3 separate regions of the Mus musculus genome follow, and regions 2 and 3 are each linked to region 1. A link is a loop called in an ENCODE intact Hi-C map of the cell type or tissue named here. Cell type or tissue: heart. All regions are shown on one strand. Region 1 overlaps Pigk (phosphatidylinositol glycan anchor biosynthesis, class K). Region 2 overlaps St6galnac3 (ST6 (alpha-N-acetyl-neuraminyl-2,3-beta-galactosyl-1,3)-N-acetylgalactosaminide alpha-2,6-sialyltransferase 3). Region 3 has its middle 17 kb from the start of 5730460C07Rik.

What was found. Hi-C counts contacts between places; a loop is a spot of excess contacts. Peaks named below come from ENCODE experiments on the same cell type or tissue, not always from the same donor. Only the 100,000 strongest peaks of a DNase experiment are listed, where the experiment ranks them.
Region 2: a loop joins it to region 1, with 2.9 times the contacts of the local background. A loop is called at or near these places in 9 of 42 quality-filtered maps.
Region 3: it touches region 1 in a loop (27-fold over the local background); 4 of 42 quality-filtered maps call a loop at or near these places.

Annotation. Positions count from the first base shown.
Region 1 is chr3:152,782,581-152,785,080 of GRCm38, forward strand. The region is part of intron 10 of Pigk (phosphatidylinositol glycan anchor biosynthesis, class K); the gene reads left to right. Among named protein-coding and RNA genes, the nearest start is that of Gm40181, 28 kb to the left of the region's middle. In heart, a CTCF peak has its summit at 1,354 (motif pointing right); no DNase peak of the experiment used is centred here.
Region 2 is chr3:153,249,669-153,252,168 of GRCm38, forward strand. The region is part of intron 3 of St6galnac3 (ST6 (alpha-N-acetyl-neuraminyl-2,3-beta-galactosyl-1,3)-N-acetylgalactosaminide alpha-2,6-sialyltransferase 3); the gene reads right to left. Among named protein-coding and RNA genes, the nearest start is that of Gm52634, 5.5 kb to the right of the region's middle. In heart, a CTCF peak has its summit at 1,134; a DNase peak (open chromatin) is centred at 1,123; H3K27ac peaks cover 296 bases.
Region 3 is chr3:153,808,320-153,810,819 of GRCm38, forward strand. No RefSeq gene overlaps it. Among named protein-coding and RNA genes, the nearest start is that of 5730460C07Rik, 17 kb to the left of the region's middle. In heart, no CTCF peak of the experiment used is centred here; no DNase peak of the experiment used is centred here; H3K27ac peaks cover 461 bases; H3K27me3 peaks cover 110 bases.

The sequences.
Region 1 (2,500 bases):
TTTGTGAGAGCTTTGATCCCCATCTCCTTTATTGATTAGCCCTGTGCCTTGTGACTTGGGGGGAAGCCCCCTGAGCCTAATCCCTTCTTCTGTTACATTTTCCTATTGATTTCCTTTTAAGTTTATTTATATACTCTGTAAAGTGCAGGTATTTCAGGAATTTGTTTCTGTTCTCCACCTTTGCTCTCTTGTTCTCACTCATTGCATTTGGGCTTATAAATCTTTTTACTGTGTGCATTTCCTACATTTTATCCCCTTTGTCCTTTGTGTTTGTATCTAACTTATTTAAAGTTTTAACTATAGAGTGTATTTTTGTGTTTCCAGAGCTGAGTTAAAACAAATCTGACTTTGACACTAATCCAGTGTTAAGAATGTGGAAACAGTACTTCCTTGCCATTGATTTCAGAGAGTTCTAGCATCTGTAAATTCTTTCTTTTACATTCATATAACATCTACTGTAGGAGGTTGCTATAATAATTATATTTTATTAATATTAGTAACCTTTTACTGCACCATTTAAACATCACAGTGTGTGTTAAGAATGTTTGTATTGAAAACTGAGTTCCGTACTACCTGTGCTCTCAGATGTTTGCTGGGGGCTTGGAGCCCTTCTCTCACAGATAAAGGTGAAGGAAGTATAATAAGCTTTTATTGTTGTAACCCATTGACATTTGTGAACTTTAGTAATGGTAAGTTCATGCATGAATAGAGTGTATCTAAGTTACAGCCACCTGCTCCCCATCCTCTTGACTCCTAGCTAACCACACGCTGGTGGCTGCCTTTTCTGTTCTCTATGGCCATCTTTCTGGCTTTGTGCCAGTACCACAATATTAGCTAGCATTATTCTTTTTTTTCCCCTTAAAGCCTTATCCCTCTCTGTAAACTATCATAATTGTTTACCTGACATCTCATGCTATAGGCATCCTTACCTGTCTTATGTTTTTAAATCGCTATTGTAAGTAAAAGAAAAAAAATCTATTCTTTTACTCACATGATTGATGAGTGCTGATTGTGAAAGAGAATATTTCTTTCAAGCATGAGCTCTTCTCAGTAGTTATTACAGATACATTTATATACTTTGTGATATGTATAACAGTTTCAAATGAAAGTTTACTCCCCCACCCCTGCCCAGGAGTTGTAGATTGGCCAGTGAGAACAGAGTGGTATTAATAAAAGCTTTAACAGTAGGTATTTTCATCTCATAAAAGTGAAATGCAAGGTAGGGAAAAATTATAATTAGTGTTCTATCAAAATGGAAGTGCCAGTGGAGGACAGTCATCCATAATTATCTAATTAGATTAACCACACTGTCAGTTTAGCTAGGGTCAAAAGCAGAAGTGGGAGGTGTTTCCTTGTCCAGCAGGGGGCAGCATCTGACTGTCGCTAATGGGTCCCCTTACCTACTGCTGGCAAGGGGACCAGGTACTTCATGCTGAGCCCGGAGAGTGGGAATAAACACTGTGCGGTGTCCGTGAGGCCTCGCCCATCCCAGCAGAGCTCCTGGTGGGGCAGCCAGTCAGTCCCCTCAGGCCTTCGTACGTACACACCACTGTTGAAATTGGAGCCACAGTGGGTCTGTCTGTGTGAGTCTTTATTATGGCTTTAAGAGTCAATACTTTTCTTTCAGCTCAGTGTTTATATTTCATGGCTTTGATGTGTAATAAATCATTCCACAAATTAGTGACTTAAAACCTTTGTTTGTTGGTCATTTGTTGAATGGGTAGTTTTCAGCTTGTAACTGTTACCATCCTGGTTAACATTACAGTAGGTTGACACATGAAGACATAGTAGGCACACACCTCAGTTACAGAACCGTAATGCAGCTATTGAAGACACAGTGAGGTGGGAGAATGGTCTTCCCTAGACGAAGGCACACAGGACACTCAGCTGTGGACTGTGGGTGTGTGGGAGAAGAGGTGTACGCGGACTCTAGACGAAGGCACACAGGACACTCAGCTGTGGACTGTGGGTGTGTGGGAGAAGAGGTGTACGCGGACTCTAGACGAAGGCACACAGGACACTCAGCTGTGGACTGTGGGTGTGTGGGAGAAGAGGTGTACGCGGACTCTAGACGAAGGCACACAGGACACTCAGCTGTGGACTGTGGGTGTGTGGGAGAAGAGGTGTACGTGGACTCTAGACGAAGGCACACAGGACACTCAGCTGGACTCTGACAGGCTTGGAGCTCAGCAGGCTGGTGTGAGATGAGTGGTAAAGGTGACTGATGTGGTAGATAGGAGCATGGAAGGAGGAGCCAGCCTTTTGAGAGTTCAGAGAAAAAGAGTGTTTCTGCCAGAAACAGTCTCGGGCCGGCATCACCCTAGTCAGTGAGTTTTAAAGAAGTAGACCATGGTCAGGGCCACCTCTGTGAAGGGAAAGTACAACCAAGGTTGCTGCTGTGGTCGTAAGCAGCTGTAGTTTGTACTGTGTCCTCACCCTCTAATGAGTGTGGTGTGTGAGTGCTTCCTGTAAGCAGCAGCAGGGCCCTCATCGGGCCAGC
Region 2 (2,500 bases), 470 kb after region 1:
CCAGAAGGTGGGCACCGCTGTATCGCGTTCATCGACTTTGACAAAGACAGCAAACAGCACATGGAGAACACACACATTTTGAGAGAATATTAAAACATGGATTAATGTAACATTATAAAATACAAAGCCTCTTACTTAAAGAGAGAGAGGAATTAGATGTCTACTGTGCTTAATGAAACTGTAGTGGGTGTCTATAAATCTAAAGTCCTTACCTTAACCTGAGTTTAAAATAATGGGCTCGCTTGACAGTGCTTTACAGATCCTAGTGCTGAGCAATATCACCGACGACCGGAATGAAAGATAACGGAACAGCGGAGAGGCGGAGCAACAGCAGAGAGGCGGAGCCTACTGGGATGTGTACACAGAGCTACGGGAGACAATATTTCTTCTTCATAATACAAAGAAAACACAGTTGCAAAACTCAGAGTTTATCCCATTTGTTTGGAAGAGAGGACCAGGTAGGTGCTTTGCTTAAAAAGACCGTAGCCCACTCTTGGAAAGCATGAAGGAGAACGAACACACATAAGAGGTAGTATTCACTCCACGATGCAAGAAGGTAGATGGATTTTAAGTCCACAGCAGTAATTAAATTTCAGTGTTGACACAGGACATCTCTACACCCAGGGCTCTAAATAAAGTTTATGCAGTGCCTGTGGGCAAAACATAGCCTACACGGATATTTTTCTCAGGAGCCAAGACTCTTTTTGCTGCATGCCCAGAAAGCAAAAGTAGAGCTGAGGACAGATCCAACCATGATACAAAAGCGTAACAAGAAATATTCCTAAATATTTGAAATTCTGTGGGAGCCTCATCTGAGGTGAGAATGTTAAATCATTTGGGGAGGAGAACCTTTCCTACAAAGGAAATTAACTGGAAGGCAAATATTTGAAACAGACGGAAATAGAATAGGTGAACTAACTTTTGAGCTGAGGCAGGGCTGTCTGGGCCCGATTTCCCAAAGCCATGGTAGACTTGAGAGAGAAGAAATGATATCAGAAGGGGCAGATTCTTTTTCTGTCACAGGAGGAAAACAGCACCTTCAAAGGAGGCCTGCTTCCTGATGGGACTGAACCTCTTCTGCGAGTCTCAGAGATGACGTCACTGCTCAAGCTCTCCCCCTGCTGGGGGAGGCTGAGAAGTGCTCCTGTGCCTTACATTGCCAGGGTGTCCTCAGGCATTCATAGTTTGTTAGTGAGCTCAGGTTAAGCATGCTGGGGTAACAAATGACTCAAGTCCTGGGTGACTTATAACAATTTATTTCTGGCTATGTCCTTGGGATAACGGTTGGTTAGATAGATGGGCTTCCTGTTTCTGACATCCAGGCTCATGCAATGTTCATATTTGGCATAGTACCAACCTCACAATGGAGGGGGAAAAGCACTGTAAGGATAGTAATACAGCGTCCGAGTGTGGTCTGGGACGTAGCTCAATGGGAAGGTGCTTGCTCAGCAGGCACAAGGCCCGGGGTTCAATCCCTAGGACAGGAAAAAATATTTTACGTTCAATCCAGTGATATCTGTCACTGATGGATATCACACTCCCCAGGGCTGTCCTCACTCAGGGCACTCCTTTTAGGAATGGGCTACTACCTAATTTAAAATTTGAGGTTGTTGTTAGCATTTTGATATTTGAAAATCAGGCATGACTACCAACGCTGAACAAAAGGACTGCTATGCCTTGGTGTCTCCAAGGACAGTTTATGGAAACCTAAAGTTGTGAAATCATAGTTTAAAAAAAAATTCCACTGAACATCAAGACTGAATGATGATCAAGCATTGGGCTTTACATCACCATTGGTTATTGACAGCTTCACAAACTTACAAATACACCATTCATTCATTCATTCACTCACTCATTCATTCATTCATTCATTCACTCACCTGCTCACCCATTCCTATAACATCTGTGAATACAGCCCACCCTGGAAGTGATGTCTGATGTCTCAGTTCTGTATTCAGTATCTGACATCACTCCACATCAGCAACACAGATCCTGGCTTTCCCATTTACTGCCTCTGAGACCTTGGGCCAGCTCTCCAGCCTCTGTAATTTTCCAAATACTTAACGCAGAGACAATATAAGTAACTACCCCATAGGTTTGTTATAAAGATGTCTGGAGATAATGAAAAGCACTTTATTGTGCCTGCATAGTAAGAGCCCCATAAACATAAGTCAATGCTGCTCTGCACAGCTGGGGCCAGACTCCAGACTCGATGCTAGCATGGAGGTGAGGAAGACACGCTGGCTTGTACAATCTCATCTACAAAATACCTGGACATCTTCCTCATAGAAGCTTAAGGTGAGTCAACACTGTAATACAGCCTTTTCAAAAGCTAAAGCCAACTCAAACAATAGAGGGAAAATGCTGTGAGAAAACCAATTCCATTTCTCTGTTCCTGATCAGAACCCACCTAGAACGTAGAGGTGTGCAGTGTGCTACGGGGACTCCTCTCCTCACGTCTGTGCAGTGTGCTACGGGGACTCCTCTCCTCACGTCTGTG
Region 3 (2,500 bases), 1.0 Mb after region 1:
GTCAGGGTTGCAGAGTTGTGCCCACCCGCTGCATTGTCCCCCGAAACATTAGCTATCTGAGTTTGTTTGAAGGCCAACAACCTCATCTAACCACAGCAGTGCACACTCTCCGTACTGCAGCACGCCAGCCAGTCGGCCCACAGCTGCACAATTTTCTTGAGCCAGAGACAAATCACAAACACAAGGAAAGAAAACACACCGAGGAAATAAGACTCTCCCCCAAAGTGGTGGCCTTTGTCTCCAGGAGCTGTTCTCTGACTCAAACCTCTGCTCTCTTGAAGACACATCTGGAAGTTTGATTGTTTCCATCTGGTAAACGCGCGGGCCGTGACACCTCTATCTCATGTCTAACTTTCAATTTAGACTCTTGAGATTACTAAGAACATTTCTCCACCTACGATCTGCGCCATCGAGAAGGTTGGAGTTCAGTGCAGGGATGTACATAACGAGGGCTCCCAAAGCAGCTTTAGAGTGAATTAGATCGTGTTTGTGGGTGCTCCATGGAAGCCGGATAGGACTGTGAACATGTCGAGGTTCAGCTGCTGTGTAGTGAGTACAAAGAAGTTGTCATAGGGGGCTGGTGAGATGGCTCAGTGGGTTAGAGCACCCGACTGCTCTTCCAAAGGTCCAGAGTTCAAATCCCAGCAACCACATGGTGGCTCACAACCATCCGTAACAAGATCTGACCCCCTCTTCTGGAGTGTCTGAAGACAGCTACAATGTACTTTACATATAATAAATAAATAAATAAATAAATAAATCTTTAAAAAAAAAAAAAAAAAAAAAAAAGAAGTTGTCATAGGCATGAGGTTACACTAACGCTCATAGGAAGCCCTAAAACGAATGTCTGGGAAGAGAGGGAAGGGAGTCACAGAAACAGGCAGGAGTGGAAAAGTTACTCCTCGATTCCCTCGCTTGAAATGGGAAGACCTGGTGGTTCTGAAAGCTCTGTGGGATTACCGGAAGCCTTGGCCTGACGTTTAGTGGCCGTGTATCCCTGACTGACTTTCCCCAACTCCTCTCGCCTTTCTGGAATAAGGACAATAGCAGCAGAGCAGACTTAGAGTGAGAGTCACATAATGTCACCAGAGCAGTGCCCAGAACAAGTAGGCGTTTAGTAATTAGGGCAATTATTATCATGCCAGGAGCCAGGTAAGGATTGAGACCTGTGATGGTTAAACATCATTGTCAACTGGGTAGAAGTTAGAATCACCATGGAAACCAACATCTGGACTCATCTGTGAAGTGTCGTATTGTACACTTCCTAATTCTGAAATAATTTTCCCTCAAGAAAAGTTACATGCATACATACATGCTACAGTGTAACACCGTTCATAAGATTTCAAAGATTTGTTTTGCCCAACAACCAATGGTCGGCATCTTGTCCTGCAGGTTGTACAAGGTGCAATATTAGCAATCTCCCAGTGACAGCTTTTGTAAACAGAGCCTCCGCAGGTCATGCAAGCATAAGCTCAGAGAAAGAAACAGAGTAGCAGCCTTAACATCTGTGTGAAAGCTTGTCTGAGAATAACAGTTCTACAGTTCAGGAAGCCAGTTACTTCTTTAACAGGAAAAGAAAAGCTCAGGGTCGCACACAGGTGGCTTTCACCATGGCAACACCGGGGGCTGGGGCACAGATACTCTCTTTATTACTTTCTGTAATTTCATCTCTAAAAACTCTATGTAAGCATGAAAGAAGAGAAATGCCCCGAGAGAAAGCAAAGGCCAGCGAGACATATGGGAAAGGCAGCCAGAAGCACACAATCACGATGAATTGTCTTTCTGGTGTGCTGTGTATCTGGCTTGTTAGCGTTTGGAGGAAGATATATGGATTTGGAGGAAATCTGTGCTTATTATAATGTGAAGGTGTAGTTATTGTTTTGTTTATATTTGTTGGGTTTTGGTATCAGTGTAAGGCTAGCTTCAAAGTTCTCCAGTGTTTTATGATAGCTTAGGCTGTGTATGCTTTTTGGCATGTGGCCATGTCGAGGAAATCTAGAGTTTTGAAGAGGACACATGTTCAGTAGTCAGTCCTTCAAGAGTTTAATTACAAGTTCCAGAAGGAGGCTGGAGAGATGGCTCAACAGCCAGCTGTGCTTGCTAAGGTCTGGAGTTCAGTTCCTCACACCACACCAAACTGCCTGTAACATCATCTCCAGGGAATCTAATGTCCTCTTTCTGGGTCCCATGGAGACCTACACAAGTATACACACAGGCACACACACACAGACACACATACAGGCACACACACAGAGACACAAACATAGGTGCACACACACAGGCATACACTCACATAAGCACACACAGGCATACACACAGGCACACACAGGTATACACACACACACAGGCACACACACACAGGCACACACACACACAGGCACACACACATACACAGGCACACACACACACAGGCACACACACATACACAGGCACACACAGGTATACACACACAGACACACAGACACACACACACTCAGGCACACACAGGTATACACACATA